Linked DNA regions of Homo sapiens: all the other regions are linked to region 3. A link is a contact called in ENCODE Hi-C or POLR2A ChIA-PET data. All regions are on one chromosome and are shown on one strand. Each heading gives the region's core, a stretch centred on a gene start or an enhancer-like site at or near the end of the contact. The rest is flanking DNA. Distances are from core to core; before and after follow the strand shown. Region 1 holds the start of AGPAT2 (1-acylglycerol-3-phosphate O-acyltransferase 2). Region 2 holds the start of AJM1 (apical junction component 1 homolog). Region 3 holds the start of LCN15 (lipocalin 15).

What was found. A loop is a pair of places that touch in the nucleus more often than their neighbours do. ChIA-PET counts read pairs that join two places held with the same protein, here RNA polymerase II (POLR2A). Pooled maps may share reads with other maps.
Region 1: a pooled map shows a loop between it and region 3 (6-fold over the local background). The contact joins the promoter of AGPAT2 here to the promoter of LCN15 in region 3. A Hi-C loop is called at or near these places in 3 of 37 single-sample maps with no recorded cell type and 5 of 50 pooled maps. POLR2A ChIA-PET finds 5 or more read pairs at or near these places in 2 of 52 experiments (H1 and WTC11).
Region 2: a pooled map shows a loop between it and region 3 (4-fold over the local background). The contact joins the promoter of AJM1 here to the promoter of LCN15 in region 3. A Hi-C loop is called at or near these places in 5 of 50 pooled maps. POLR2A ChIA-PET finds 5 or more read pairs at or near these places in 4 of 52 experiments (A673, B cell, H1 and 1 more).

What each region holds. Positions count from the first base shown.
Region 1 is chr9:136,685,479-136,688,810 of GRCh38, reverse strand. It overlaps AGPAT2 (1-acylglycerol-3-phosphate O-acyltransferase 2), which reads left to right and starts at 1,354. Exons shown (of 6, transcript NM_006412.4): 1 at 1,354-1,635. The coding sequence starts at 1,454. RefSeq lists silencers at 628-707, 1,178-1,377, 1,598-2,167 and an enhancer at 1,888-2,749.
Region 2 is chr9:136,840,357-136,843,734 of GRCh38, reverse strand. AJM1 (apical junction component 1 homolog) reads right to left here and starts at 1,257. Exons shown (of 3, transcript NM_001080482.5): 1 at 1,146-1,257. It overlaps RABL6 (RAB, member RAS oncogene family like 6), which reads right to left. Exons shown (of 15, transcript NM_024718.5): 15 at 2,548-3,378. The coding sequence ends at 3,213. RefSeq lists enhancers at 1-131, 132-1,012, 1,144-1,438, 1,428-1,567, 1,013-1,894 and silencers at 788-1,117, 2,064-2,358.
Region 3 is chr9:136,762,684-136,765,830 of GRCh38, reverse strand. LCN15 (lipocalin 15) reads left to right here and starts at 1,313. Exons shown (of 7, transcript NM_203347.2): 1 at 1,313-1,438; 2 at 1,822-1,961; 3 at 2,048-2,118; 4 at 2,364-2,474. The coding sequence starts at 1,343. RefSeq lists an enhancer at 1,943-2,590.

The DNA of each region.
Region 1 (3,332 bases), core at 105-2,604, 77 kb after region 3:
CTGGAAGATGAAAACCCCGCAGCCGTCAGCAGCCACCTCTCAGCCTCTCAGAGGCACAGCAGTGCAGCTCTCAGACCTCCCGGCTGCGGGGTGTGCAGTTCCGGCTCCAAGCGTGGAAAGAGGTCAAGCCAGGCCCTCCAAGCTGATTCCAGATGAAGCCCATATGGATCTGGAAGGAGACTGGGCTGGAAAATGCTCTCCTGGGTTTCGCTGTAAGATGCCTACAGGCCTAAGGCAAAAGGATGTGTCTCCACTTTCAAGAAAAGCTGGGACCGCCTGGGCAGGGGCTGCTGAGCCCAGGCAGCGAGACCCCACGTCCTTCAGGACCGCAGTTCCCCATTCATTTGAAGAGCAGTTTCTGTATTTGTCATTCTCTCAGTACAGTTTGGGGGGTGGTTACAATGTTCAGGGAAATGTTTTAACAGCTCAACTCTGCATCTGAAAAAAGAGGGGCCGTGCTCCCCTGCTGACCCGTTAGAGCGCAGGGCGGCCAGCACTCCCGCAACTGCAGCAAACCCAAGAGTCCCTATGAGGAGGGACCCCAGGAAACTGCTTTTCAATCTCCATCTGCTCCCTGAGGTGGGACGCCGGGTGGGGGCCGGGCCAGGTGACTGCTGCCCTTGTCCCAGCTGCACCTTGCCCTGCCACGCTGGCCGTGCTGCCAAGCGGATGTGAACGCCGCCACCTGACACCCACCTCGCCTGCCCCCGGAGCGTCCCTGGTGACAAGGCTACTTCTGGCACCCAGGGTGGGGCAACCCAGCCCCGCCCAGACACACGCCCCAGTTGGCCTGCGCGCCCCCACGAGTCTCCCCGCAGGGGACCGAGAACACCCTAAGAGCCAGGCTTTCTGCCAGGTGGCCACTGGTCACTCGGGGGCGGTTCCGGCGGCCCTTTGCGTGGCCACCGGCCTGGCACGGGCGCATCCCCGCTGGTTTTACGCCCTTGGGGAGCTGTGGTTCTGCGCGCGGGAGCCTGTGGCTGCCCCGGCAGCGGGGGGAGGGGGCACCGGGCGGGGCAGGAGGCCCAGACCATGGGGGGCAGCGCCAGAGCCCGAGCCACCGGCAAGCCATGATGGGGGGGTCCCCTGGGACCGGGAGGGTGGGAGCAGAGCGCCAGAGCCTCGGTAACCTGGCAGAAGGCTGTGGGGAGGGAGCGTGGAGGGGAGGTCCGGGCCGGGTGACCCAGGGCGGGAAGGGGGGGCCGTGTCGGGGCGGGGTTGGGGACAGTGGCGGGGCGGGGCCTGGTGAGGGGACCGTGTCGGGGCGTTGTTGGGGACAGTGTCGGGGCGGGGCGCCGCACCTAGCCCTTCCCTGCCGCGCGCTCCTCCCCCACGCCGCGCCCCGCCCCGCCCAGCCCCGCCGCCCTCGCAATAAGGGGCCTGAGCGCGCGGGGGAGAAGCGGGAGCGGGAGCGGGAGCGAGCTGGCGGCGCCGTCGGGCGCCGGGCCGGGCCATGGAGCTGTGGCCGTGTCTGGCCGCGGCGCTGCTGTTGCTGCTGCTGCTGGTGCAGCTGAGCCGCGCGGCCGAGTTCTACGCCAAGGTCGCCCTGTACTGCGCGCTGTGCTTCACGGTGTCCGCCGTGGCCTCGCTCGTCTGCCTGCTGCGCCACGGCGGCCGGACGGTGGAGAACATGAGGCAAGGCCGGGGGCCGCCGGGAGGGGCCGGGGAACCGCCGCGCCGCTTCCGCTTCCCTAACTTTCTTCTGGGCTTCCCTCCTTCCTGCCCCGCCCGTCCCGCCCCGCTCCGGGGCTCCGGGGAGAGCGCGCCTGGGCCGGCGGCAGGCACAGGAGGGGGTCCCGGAGTCAGGGGGTCCCGGAGTCACGGGGTCAAGGAGCCGGCGTCACAGTGCCCAGCACCCCACCCCCCGCCCTGGCCCCGGGCGTCTACACCGGTTTCGGCCTCCGCCGCGTCCCTGCAGCCCGGCGTGGGGTTCCGGGGGTGGAGCAGCTTTCGGAGAGAAAGGGGGCCGGTCCGCGCTGGGAGAGGCTCAGCCCTGCTTCCTGAGCGGGGAAACCGAGGCCGGGGCGGCGGGGACTTGCCCCAGGGCTATTGATCAGGGCGCACGACGGCGTGGGGGCACCCCTCGGCCTCCCTCCGACCCCCTCCTGACTGTCCGCCCGGTGATGGGCGCACCTGTGGGGCGGGTTCCCCTTTCTCTCCCTTTCCTCTTCGCAGGGAGGTGGGGGACCCGGAGGGGACCTGCTTCCGTGCTGGGGAGCGCGCCCCTGGCCTACAGCTCCGGGGGCCCAGCTTCCAAGCGAAGGGAAGGAAGAGTTAGGACTAGGGTTCGGCGGGGCTGAAATTTTCCCCTGGACGCCTTCCAGAAGGTGGGAGCTTGGTTTTGCCAGGCTGGGGTTGGGGGCCAGAGGTCAGACTGGGCTGCCAAAGACGGCGGGGGCTGCCTGCTCCTGGGCGGGGTGGCTGCTGGAGAAGGCTCTTGCCTGCCCCCTCTCCCTGTTAGCCGTCCCCAGGCTGTTGCTACATTTCTCCCTGCCCTGTTTGGACTGCCCAGCCAGTGGCTTTTGCAATGGCCTGGGGTGGGGGCATTGTGGCCCCAGAGGCCCCCTTCCCCGTGGTTCCAGGGGCAGTGGGTGAGGGTTTGCTAGCTCCCTGCACTCGCTGTCCTTGCCAGCCCTGGGAGGGCACTGAGGCTGCTGGAACGGGCCTACAGTCATGGCTTCCAACGGAGCCCCAGAAGCTCCAGGAATATGAAGGAGGACCCTGGGCCTGATGGTGAGCATGGAGAGTCCGAGAAGGGCCTGCTGGCTGCTCAGCCAGACGTGTGTGACCAGTGGTGATGTGGGCCAGGTGGCCCAGGCCGGGGTCCCGGGGAGCGCACACTCCAGGGCTGGCCCAGGTGGTGACTGGCGCTGACGTCCCCAGTGGAGCACCCTTCAGCGAGGAAGGCAGTTTGCAGAAACAGGGAGTTCCTGGGGGCTGGGCTCTGGGCACCTGTGCTGGAATCTGTGAAGGCCTCACCTGTGGTTCTGGCCCTGGGATCCCCTGTAGGCAGGGGTCTCTGTGAGGGGCCCCCCTCAGCCCCTGGGGTGCTTCAGAGTAGGGGCGAGGGTGCGGCTTTCCCAGCTGAGGAGGGGCCAGTCTGTGGGTTCCTTGGGGTGCCCCCCACCCCGAGGAAATGGCTTGTGTGGTTCTGATGCCTGCAGGGCATCCTGTGCTGGGCGTGTCCTGGGGTGTGGACAGGGGACGGGGTCCTGTTCTTTTGGCAGAAATGATGGGGCACCTGACTTAGGAGACCCTGGAGCAGACCCCACTACTGAGCCAGGCCACAGGCCACGGGCCTCTTCATCGGCGGCCTCCTCGTGTGAGAAAGC
Region 2 (3,378 bases), core at 8-2,507, 78 kb before region 3:
CCCCAGCACTGCAAGGACCCACGCCTAGGTGCCCTCAACTTCCCGCGAGCCCCAGGCCAGAAAAATGCCCCCAGAGAGCATACCCGGGCCCTAAATCTCCCTTTCCTCTGCCGACACCTTTTCTGACCCCAAGTATCTTTGGGTGGTTGAAACAAGGCCCCAGCTTTGTGTAAACGCACAGGACACCCCCCTAGGGTTTGCAAGGCAGTCCCAAGCCATCGAGCCGCGAGCTCGTGGCAGCCCCTCCTCTGAGCTGCGCACCAGGCCTGGAAGCTGCCCGCTGGGGGTGGGCAGGGCGGAGGGTGGGGGAAGCCCCACTGCTTTGCAGGAGAGGGCCCTCCCCATTTCGCTCAGAAGGTTCCATGGAAACCTGCATTTCTTAGGCCCCCACGCGGCAGGCTGGCCTGGGTTCAGATGTGGGCTGCCAACCCCTCTGTGATCCCAGAGCCAGCTGGGGGGTGCGTCAGAGAGTGGCCACAGGCCTGGCCTCTGCACACCCAACACCTGGTCTGGGGGGTCTACCCCAGAGTGAGCTGGGGAAAGCGGGTACCTGGCCAGGCCCCTTGCAGGGCAGAACCTCAGGTGGATGGGCCTCTCGGGGTCTGGCCGGGTCCCCCCTCTGTGTCCCAGGTGTGCAGGGGCTTCCTGCTGGCAGGGCTGTTTTTCTGGGTCAGGGCCACGAGTCCCAGGCCTTGTGCCCATCCCAGCCTCCCCCGCCCACCCCCCCATCTCCCCCCTCCACCCCACCCGTGGCAGGACTGTCTACCCTCCTGCTCCCTCTTTCATGCTAAGCTCAAGGCCAGGCCGGAATCCGGCCGGATGACAGGGTGTGAGGCTCCACCCCAGGGAGGTGACAGTCGGCCTTGCTGGCTGCAGCTGTCGGTGACACCCCCTCCCGTGGGGATGGGGGTGGGGTCGGCCCTCTCCCGGGCCCAAGGCCTTCTGGAGCCCACGGAGATGGCTGGCGGCCTTCCCCACCTCCCAGCCCTGCCTTGCCTTGCCTTGCCCTGGCTGGGAGCGGCCCTTCAAGGGATACAGCCGGTGTTGCCTGGGGGCGGGGACTCCCCATCCTTTCGGCTGCCCTAAGGCAGCTTCCCCCGCCCATGACGGTGACACACTCAGCAACTCGGCCCCTAGCCCCTTACCTGGGTGCTGCTCTGGCTGTGCCCCGGTGGGCTGTGCCACCCCCAGGTCGGCTCCTCTGTGTCCCCGGCACTGCTGCGTCCCCGGCACGGGCAGAAGCTTCCAGGCAGCAGCGCGGATCCTGGCCTGGCTGCTCAGTGCTGCCCCTGATGGCAGCTGAAGGGGCTGTACTTAAAGGGGCCGCACCCAGTGGGGGCTGCACCGTGGAGCTGGGGATCATGAGCTGCACTGGCTCCAATTTGGGGCTGTGCAGAGCACAGGGTCCCTGCAGCACCCCCAAGACACAGACCTCAGTGTCTAAGCAGGAGTCTTGTGGCCCGGAGCAGCCTGCCAGTCCCGCCAGTGTCACCCCAACACACTTGCCTGAGAGGAGGGGCCCGAACCCTGGCCTGGGCTGCAGAGATTGGTCAGGGGCATCTTGGAATTCGCATCTCCTGTCGGGCGAGGCAGGAGCAGATGGGCTACTCTGTGCCCCACTGGCCTCTCCCCAGGCCCTATCTGCTTCAAGGCTGCCAATGCCAAAATCTTGGCGGGTACCTGGGGCCAGATGGCCCCTGCAGCCTCTTGTGTCCCCAGGATGCCATCCTCTCTGGGTGAGGCCACTCCTGCATCCGGTCCCTGCCAGCCTGGGAAGGCCTGCACGTGACCTGCCATACCTGCCTGGTAATGTCCTCGTCCCACTCTGCCAGCCCCTCCCCAAGGCATTGGGCCTGGGAACGTTCTAGCTTGGCAGAGGGGTGGGGAGCTGATGCCCTTGGCTCTGAAGGGCAGGACCTACCCCATTCTGCACTGTTCAAAGCAGGGCCCACTGAAACCCCAACATAGCCGTCCATGGTGTGATCCTGTCAAGTTCACGTACTGTCGACCCATCCCCACACCAGGCGAACCCCTGAACCCGGCCCTGACCTCATGGGCTGTGGGCTAAGGGGCCAGGCTAAGCTTGCTGTGGGCCACAGCACCTGCTCAGGGACTGCAGTGACTGCCCAACACCCTGGGGCCACAAGGCTCCCAGGCAGAGGAGCCTCCAGCTTGGCCACCTCCTCCCCTTCACTGGCACACTCTTCCTGCCTGCCCTGCAGGGTTCTCATGGCAACAGTAGCTGTGGGGGTGGAGGCTGGGCGCTGCTGACAGCTGGAGGGGGCAGGAGCCTGAAGGCGGGGGGCAGGGCTGCAGGCGGCTGCCTGGGAGCCTTGCAGAGTGGACTTCCACCTCCTGGGGCTGAGGTCGCCAAGCGTGCTGCGTGCAGCTGCTGAGCCCTGGCACAGGTGGGCTGGAATGTACCCAGGGTGTGGCCAGACTTGGTGGGACGTCCTCACACCACTGCTGGGCAGCCTCCTGCCAACCCACGGCAGCCTGGGCCCGGGGCAGCGGGAGCAGAGGTACAGGCAGAAGAACAGACACACGCAGAGTGAAACAGGAGTGCTTTATGGTCTGAGTGGAGTGTTTGGGAGGAGTGCCTCCCGGCTCCTGCCTTCGGGCTCACCTGAGCGGGGGCGCAGCTGAGGCCACTGTGGGAAACACAACCCCCACTCCCAGGAGAGGCCTCACATGCTGCCTTCGGTCTCGCCAGCCTTCTAGCGTGGGGCCTGGGCCGCCCTTTAGGGTGAGTCTGCACACCCGTGTTCAGGGCTCCCGGCCGGAAGCGGAACCATAGGCATGCTGCGGCCCCAGATGAGCGCGGAGGGCAAGCAGGTGCCGGGGCAGCGCACACCCCACAGCCAAGCGGCCCCTGCCCAGCCTCTGTAAACAGACCCTCACAGGTCCCTCCTGGGCCTCAGTCACATCCCTGAGAAACACTGGCGGCTCTGCCCCGAGAGGGCCAGGGTGTCCACCGAGCCTGGCTGAAGCCAGCTGTCCCCTCCCTTCTTGCAGAGCAGGCTCACACTGGGCCTGAAGGCCCAGCACCTGCAGGGCCCAGCCTGGGGACCACCAATGCCCGGCCTCTTCCAGCTCAGAAGCGCACACGGCAGCCACGGGGCAGCGGCAAAGGCGATGGTACAGAGGCAAATGCCTCCCCAGGCAGTGACAGGCACGCCCCCCGCCCCAGGGCGGCCACTGCCCACGCCGGCCTAGAGCTCCTCGTAGTCGCCACCCCCAGGGTGGCGGCCGCCCGGGGCCCCGCCCCCCAGGAAAGCCTCCAGCTCATCGGCAGCCGTCCTCTCCCTGCTGCGCGGGGGCCGCTGCTGCCGCCGTCGCCGCTCCTCCTTGCCCTCCTCCTTGTCCTTGCTCTTCTTG
Region 3 (3,147 bases), core at 64-2,563:
GTACTTTGGGAGGCTGAGGTGGGTGTATCACCTGAGGTCGGGAGTTCAAGACCAGCCTGATGAACATGGAGAAACCCCGTCTCTACTAAAAATACAAAATTAGCTGGGTGTGGTGGCGGGTGCCTGTAATCCCAGATAGTCAGGAGGCTGAGGCAGGAAAATCGCTTAAACCCGGGAGGCAGAGGCTGCAGAGAGCCAAGGAGTGCACCACTGCACTCCAGCCTGGGCAACAAGAGCAAAACTCCATCTCAAAAAACAAACAAACAAAACGAAGTCATGTACTCGGTATGAGCCCTACGTAAACGGAGAGGATGGAGTGAAGGTACAAAGCCATTCACATTCCCGTCATCGTTAGTGTTTCCAGTTGATTTGGTTCTAGGACGCCCTTGGGCTCCCTGCGTCCAGGCCCTCTTCTCCTGCCTCACTCTCACTCCAGAGGACTGGCAGTGCTGGCCTCCCTGGCAGGACTCCCGCCCCTGACCAGAGGGGTCTGGGCGTGCTCCGAGGCCACCTGCTGCTCCTTGCCCAGTGTCCCTGGGTGCTCTGTGGGGACACAGAGAGGTCACTTGGGAGGTTCCTGCCTCTGCCAGACTGCGGCGCCTTCCTGGCGTCATTGCCCCCTGCACGCTTATACAACCAGTGATAAGGCGGTATCCAATGCCGTAATCCTCCCCAGGGCCAGCCCAGCCCTGTCCGGTCCCGTCCGGTCCCTGGCCTGCTTGCTGGAAGCCCAGCTGGGGGCTGCATCGGGGGTGGTGGGGGTCTGGAGTGAGGGGTGCCCAGGCCTCTCTCACAGTGTGGGGGCACAAGCTCTGCCCTGGACACTCTGCCAGTGTGACCCTACCCCCCATGTTGGGGGTGAGAGAAGGGGGCTTTCTGGGTGGCCAGATCCCAGGAGAGGGGGCCTAGCCAGACCAACCCCAGCCCAGCTCTCTGCAGCTGTACCCCAAAGGCCCTGGCCCAGCCCAGCCAGACAGAGTGTGGACAGAGGGGCTTGGGTGCGAGTCCAGGCAAGGCAGGACAAGTCTCTGCTGTGGCTTGGCAGTGGCCCCGTGACTGGTGACATAGTCTGGCAGGCCTAGGGGACAAATCCTCAGCCCGGGTGCATCAGGCCAGAGCCTGGCTGTCTGGAGCCCTCCAGGAAATGACCCCCTGGGCTGGGGGACATCCGAGTGATTGTGCCAAACAATGGACAAGGGGGCCGGAGTCTCAGAGCCGAAGTGCCTTCCGCTTCCATCTGCTCCGCCCAGGAGCAGGTGCACCCAGGTGGTGGCCTGGGCTATAAAGCTGGCCCCCTGGGGCTTGGGGACTCAGCACCAGGGGCTGGAGGGCAGGGGAGGGGATGATGTCATTCCTGCTCGGCGCAATCCTGACCCTGCTCTGGGCGCCCACGGCTCAGGCTGAGGTTCTGCTGCAGCCTGACTTCAATGCTGAAAAGGTACCAGGGGCCTCTGCTGTCCTGTGGTGGGTGGGAGCTGGGCCCCTGCCAGAGACAACGTGATAATTGTGACAACTGCCTTTCCTGGGGCGCTTGCTCTGTGCCCGGCCAGGCACGTGCTATAGACCCACTCTGCGCTTAATCCTAAACCAACCTGTGAATGGATCATTACTGCACCCACTTCACAGCTGGGAACTGAGGCTCACAGTTGCACTGTGACCTACCCAAGATGAGTTCCTGTCCACCTGGGCTCAGCTCACACCCAAGACATGGCCACTCCGAGACCCCTTGCTGTGTGACTTCTGAGTTGTCCCCTGGGTCCCTGGGCAAGGAGGGCCCTGCTGCTGGCTGTCCTGGCCTGCGGGTGACTAAGCCCCCGGCAGTTCTCAGGCCTCTGGTACGTGGTCTCCATGGCATCTGACTGCAGGGTCTTCCTGGGCAAGAAGGACCACCTGTCCATGTCCACCAGGGCCATCAGGCCCACAGAGGAGGGCGGCCTCCACGTCCACATGGAGTTCCCGGGGTGAGTTACTTGGGCTGGGCTGCCTGGGCTGGGCTGGGGAGCTGAGGTAGCTGGGTGCCATGAGTGAGCCGGCTGTGCACCCCCAGGGCGGACGGCTGTAACCAGGTGGATGCCGAGTACCTGAAGGTGGGCTCCGAGGGACACTTCAGAGTCCCGGGTAGGTCCTGCCTCCTCTGCCTTCAGGGGTGCTGGATGCCGCTTCTCTGGGGGTGACGTGGGGCTGACTTTCCACCCGGGCCCAAGCTGTCCATCCCAGTCTCCAGCCCCCTGCCCGCCCTCCCCGCCCCTCCTCTGTCTTCGGGGAACAGGCTCACAGCCCAGCAGCAGGGGCAGGCATGGGTGGGGTCGGTGCCCGGGCCCATCCACTTCTCCAGCCTGAAAAGGCCGCCTGCCTCTCCGCAGCCTTGGGCTACCTGGACGTGCGCATCGTGGACACAGACTACAGCTCCTTCGCCGTCCTTTACATCTACAAGGAGCTGGAGGGGGCCCTCAGCACCATGGTGCAGCTCTACAGTGAGTGCCTGTCCCACCTCCCCGCACTGGCCCCTCCCCAACTTCCCACAGGCCCCGCCCCCCGTTCTGCCTACCCCCGCCCCGCCCGCCTGCCGCCCCGCGCCTCCTCACAGGCCCCGCCCTCACCCCTCCGCCCCCCGCCTTTTAGGCCGAGTTTAGGCTCCGCCTCCTCATCCCCGGGCCCGCCCCTTCTGGTGCTGCCCCATGCCCTCTCCTGCTGTGACCCTTCGCACACACTCCTGGCCTGGCCAGGACCGGGTGGGGTGGGAGCTGGGCCCGCCGTGCTTTGGATGTGGAGGAGGTTGGCTTGGGGGAGGGTCCCGCGGTGCATGCTCCTCTCTGGCCTCCTGAGAGTGGTGCCCCGCCCTTCCCTGCCTGGCCTCGCTGCCTGAGTTCTGGGGCTGGGGCTGAGGTTCTTTTTTTTTTTTTTTTTTAATATGGAGTCTCACTCTGTCGCCCAGGCTGGAGTGCAGTGGCGCGATCTCGGCTCACTGCAACCTCCGACTCCCCAGTTCAAGCAATTCTCCTGCCTCAGCCCCCCGATAAGCTGGGACTACAGGCGCCCATCACCATGCCCGTATTTGTATTTGTAAAAATATAAATAATTTTTTGTATTTTTAGTAGAGACGGGGTTTCACCGTGTTAGCCAGGATGGTCTCGATCTCCTGACCTC